2 separate regions of the Homo sapiens genome follow, and region 2 is linked to region 1. The links are chromatin loops, found by intact Hi-C in ENCODE. Cell type or tissue: HCT116. All regions are shown on one strand.

The links. Hi-C counts contacts between places; a loop is a spot of excess contacts. Peaks named below come from ENCODE experiments on the same cell type or tissue, not always from the same donor. Only the 100,000 strongest peaks of a DNase experiment are listed, where the experiment ranks them.
Region 2: a loop joins it to region 1, with 6 times the contacts of the local background. A loop is called at or near these places in 4 of 110 quality-filtered maps.

Annotation. Positions count from the first base shown.
Region 1 is chrX:134,907,139-134,909,638 of GRCh38, reverse strand. The region is part of intron 1 of MOSPD1 (motile sperm domain containing 1); the gene reads left to right. Among named protein-coding and RNA genes, the nearest start is that of MOSPD1, 6.9 kb to the left of the region's middle. RefSeq lists an enhancer at 492-1,035 and a silencer at 926-1,220. In HCT116, a CTCF peak has its summit at 968; no DNase peak of the experiment used is centred here; H3K27ac peaks cover 1,662 bases.
Region 2 is chrX:134,422,569-134,425,068 of GRCh38, reverse strand. The region is part of intron 9 of PHF6 (PHD finger protein 6); the gene reads right to left. Among named protein-coding and RNA genes, the nearest start is that of HPRT1, 36 kb to the left of the region's middle. In HCT116, a CTCF peak has its summit at 1,277 (motif pointing left); no DNase peak of the experiment used is centred here.

The DNA of each region.
Region 1 (2,500 bases):
AACTGAGTTTATGAAGTGGGAGGGAAGGAGGTTTTAATGCTAGTGAGACTAAAGGAAAATAACATATCGCTCTTAACAATTTAGTATTTAGTTGGTCATTGGCAAGGATTGCACAGAGTATGGAAGAAGGAGATAGCCCCTGTGCCCAGATAAAAGGGAGCTGACCTGAAGGTGGAGCTGGGAACCTTAATCAGAGTAAACAGCAAGAGCCAGGGAGAGATAGTTAAGTAGCTGGTACACTGTGACCAAGCAGATGGGTCACCAGTTTCTGGGTGAGGGCTGTACTTTGAATCATCCTTAACTGTTTTCAAACTTCGATCCACTTACTTCACTTGCTTCTTGCAGCCTCCTCTTTCTTTCTTTTTTCTTTTTTGAGGAGTCTCGCCTGTCGCCCAGGCTGGAGTGCAGTGGCGGATCTCGGCTCACTGCAAGCTCCGCCTCCCGGGTTCACGCCATTCTCCTGCCTCAGCCTCCCGAGTAGCTGGGACTACAGGCACCCGCCACTACTCCCGGCTAATTTTTTTTTTGTATTTTTAGTAGAGACGGGATTTCACTGTGTTATCCAGGATGGTCTCGATCTCCTGATCTCGTGATCCGCCCGCCTCGGCCTTCCAAAGTGCTGGGATTACAGGCGTGAGCCACCGCGCCCGGCCTGCAGCCTCCTCTTTCTAAAAACAGGTTGCAGGGTGCAAATGAGAAAATGCTATGAAAGTGGTTTCAGTGCTCCTTAACGGTCTCTAAGTTTTGTATCTATGGTGGTAAAATGGATTCCTGTTTATCTCAAAGTCTTATCTTTTCATTCCTCTGGTCAATGCAAAGTGAGGAAAATGGAAAAAACCATCATACTTTGGGGTACTGGTCTCCTTGGATTGATGGTAGTGGCAGGCATGTGTGAATATCTCAGAGTGTTTATGCGTCTTTTTGTGTCAGAGTAGTTTGCAAACTGGTCACAAGGTGGTGTGCACACATAAGGTTTTCTTTATAATTTCATTCAGGATTGTTTTTCTGTGCCTTTGGTACAGGGGAGGAAGACAAGACAGTTTCCTGTATCACCAGATCTCAGCTGCGCTCTCTGCCTGTGAGGTCAGAAGTGTGTTGGAGCCTCAGATTTCTAAATGCTTGCTGGCACAGTTAGGCACTGAAGAGCCAGGGAAAATCAGAGGGAAACAGAAGGAGGGGAGGGGAGAAGAGGGGAAGAGAGGTAACTGGGAGTGCTGATTCTCTCTGCTCTCCTCTTACCCCAACCCATGGTGAGCAGCCACTTAAGATTTACTGCTCCTCTAATTAGGATCCCTTGCTTGTCTTGTATAGACAAAGTGTGTTCAGCTATGACGGGTGAGTGGTGGGGGGAATGTTCCCCAGTGGAGGAGACAGTTATTAGTAGACATCTGTAGGATAACTGATAAGCTTTTAGCTATCTGCTAAGTGCCCAGCACTGACCTTGGGCCTGTGAGGGGTGCAAAAAACAAAAGCATCCCACCAAACAACAATATGGCATTATACCTAAAATCTAACTGAGAAGTCAAAATTAATGCACACAAAACAAATGTCAAAATATTCCATTCTGGCTGGGTGCAGTGGCTCATGCCTGTAATCTCAGCACTTTGGGAGGCCAAGGTGGGAGTATTGCTTCAGTTCAGGAGTTCAAGACCAGCCTGGACAACATAGGGAGACCCTGTCTCTACATAAATTTTTTAAAAACATTAGCCAGGAGTGGTGGCACTTACCTGTGGTCCCAGCTACTTGGGAGGCTGAGGTGGAAGAATCACTTGAGCCCAGGAGTTTGAGGCTGCAGTGAGCTGAGATCGTGCCAATGCACTCCAGCCTGGGTGCAACCTCCGTCTTCCTGGTTCAAGCAATTCTCCTGCCTCAGCCTCCTGAGTAGCTAGGATTACATGTGTGCACTACCACGCCCAGCTAATTTTTTTGTGTTTTTAGTAGAGACGGGGTTTCGCCATGTTGGCCAGGCTGGTCTCGAACTCCTGGCCTCAAGTGATCCGCCCGCATCGGCCTCTCAAAGTGCTGAGATTACAGGCGTGAGCCACTGTGCCCAGCCAGGGAAGGGGAATTTGAATTAGGTTTTGAAAAATGAGTAAAATTTTGCTGTCCAGAGAGGAAGAATGCAGCAAACCTTCATTATTAATGCCCTGATGAATAGTTCCTGACAACTATAGCTGTTTCATCATCAGGAAAATAGTGTGTGCCACTCAGTAAGTGAAATTGTCTCTTGATTTTTCTTTATAAAACTGAAAAGGAAACACAAATGAAGATAATGCAGACTTAGTTGTGACTTGAATTTTGGATCATCCTTTGAGAACTCTGATCTTGATAAGCAGGGACAATTGCTACAGATTAGGGCATGTGTGGTAGTCAGCATCAGGGAAGCAGGACTTTATTTTTTTTATTTTTTTGAGATGGAGTTTCGCTCTGTTGCCCAGGCTGGGGTGCAGTAGTGCGATCTCGGCTCAATACAACCTCCACCTCCCGGATTCAAGCAGTT
Region 2 (2,500 bases), 480 kb after region 1:
CAATTAGTTACAGACCCATTTTTATCTAACAGATAGGAAAACACACTATTATTGAGATAATAAAAGTTCATCTGAAACAAAATCTCTGGTTTAGGATGACAGTTATCATAAGGCAATTCCTCATTTTGCCCAATGAGATTAAAAGCAAAGTTTTGGCCAACTTAAAAATACCAACCTTCAGGTATATTGATGAAATAATCAAATTCTATAAATTTGTTTCATATATTTAATTTAAAATCACATTTCAGGAAATATATATTCTATCTATACTGCTGCCTTCTGCTCACATTTGATGAAACAATTTTACTCAAACTCTTCAAATGGTTTTTCATTATTAGCATCCTAGCCTTCACTGGAATACCTACATGAGCCATCCAACAGTTTTCCGGCACTGCATTTGGCTATGTCTCTTTTAATCTAGACTGGTCCTTCCAACTTCTTGTTTTTACACAACACTGACTTTTTAGGATGAGATTAGACCAGACAGTCTGTCAACTGTAGCAAATTCTGGACTTGTCTAATTGTGGTACTGTTTTATTTGGTTCTCTCTCGCCCTGTATTTCCTATACACTGGGAATAAGGTCTAAAGGCTTGGTTAGCTTCAGGTTCAGCTTTTCTTTTTCAGTCAAGACACTCTGTAGGTAATCCTGCATATTTCAGGAGGCATCTAATTTCAAAATGTCCTGCTACTGGGTGACACTATGTTTGATCATTTGGTTAAAGTAGTGGTGATGACCAGCTATCTCCATTGTAAAGGTAGGTTTTCCCCTTTAAATCTGGAAAGTTATCTCTGGAGTGCTAATTTGATATCATGCTTGGTTCTAACCTTTTATTTGGGTATACAGATTGTATATTTAAAATTCATTAGGTTTTAAATAAAAATCGTAATATAGGTGATTTGGACAATCAAACAAGGGCAGGCTGATTTGAGCTCAGTTTTTTTTTTCTTTTTTTTTTATTATACTTTTAAGTTCTAGGGTACATGTGCACAACGTGCAGGTTTGTTACATATGTATACATGTGCCATGTTGGTGTGCTGCACCCGTTAACTCATCATTTATATCAGGTATATCTCCTAATGCTATCCCTCCCCCGTCCCCCCATCCCACGACCGGCCCTGGTATGTGATGTTCCCCACCCTGTGTCCAAGTGTTCTCATTGTTCAATTCCCACCTATGAGTGTAAGGCGATTCCTCAGTTTTATGTCTATTATACATAAGACGACAATGGAAGAATGCTTAGAACATGTTCACTGGATGCCCTCTTGTGGTCAGCAATAGATGAAAAAAATCATCTAGGAATTCACATGTTACAAATAGATTATCTAAACTAGGTCTAATATTTGAGTAGAATAAAAGGCAGGGGTGGGGTTCAGGACACAGTGGACAACAATAACAACTGACTTTAATCTAGTTTTGTTCATTATTTCTCTTTTTAGTCTTAAAACATTTTCAATAACTTTCAAAAAGCTAGGGAGAATCTGTACACTTCAAATACTACACATTGGGAACTACCTCTTTTTAAATTTTTAAATCATGAGTTTAAATATCAAGAGTGAGATTCCTACACAATGGCACCTACGAAGAATCTTCCCATAAAATATAACCTGAATCTAATTAAACTTCTGAACCAACCTCTAGTTTACAAGAAATGGGAGAGAGGGATAGAGACACAAGTTAAATGGCATCATGAAATGGCAAAGAGACAAATCTAGAATGTGGGACTTAGGACAATTTATCGAGGCTCTTCAATAAGTAAGGGGACAAGTATGTCCGTATTTAGACTTAAGAGACATATCAAATGCAATGGATGGACCTTGCATGTATCCAGATTTCAACAAATTAAGTCTAAAATGAGATTTTTTTTATACAACTGGGCAAATGTGAAAATGGATTGGGTATAAGATGATGCTAAGAAATAATTGTTAATTTTACAAAGTGTGATAATGGAATAATAATTATATAATGACAAGACATCTGGGATTTTGCTTTAATATATATACTTCAGGAAAATAAACAATATACTTCAGGAAAATAAACAATAGATAAAGCAAGTGTGGCAATAACTTGCTAACTGCTGATATGAGGACTTGTTATACTATTCTGTTTTTGCTTACATTTGAAAATCGTCTTTTTAATAGGAAGTTCCCTCTAACAGGACAAGTGCTTTGTTGTTGGAGCAACTTTTAATTATTTTATGGGATTATTTTTTACTTGCAGAATATTTCCCATAGGCCCTTATATGGCCTTCACTAGTCTAGGTGCTAAGGTTACAGGTGTCAACTGGTCAAACAAGGTCCCTGCTGTCACAGAACTCCATTTTTTATGGTGGGAGGCTGACATTTTAAAAAAATCCATATTGAAATAGTTAAAAATACAATAAAGACAATAAAACAGGATAAATATAAATAAAAATTATTATCTATCCCTCCCTAGTCTTTCGAATAGGAATACAGTCAGGACCCAGAAAGGGCTGGTAAGGAAGAAAAGCCATAGTTAGG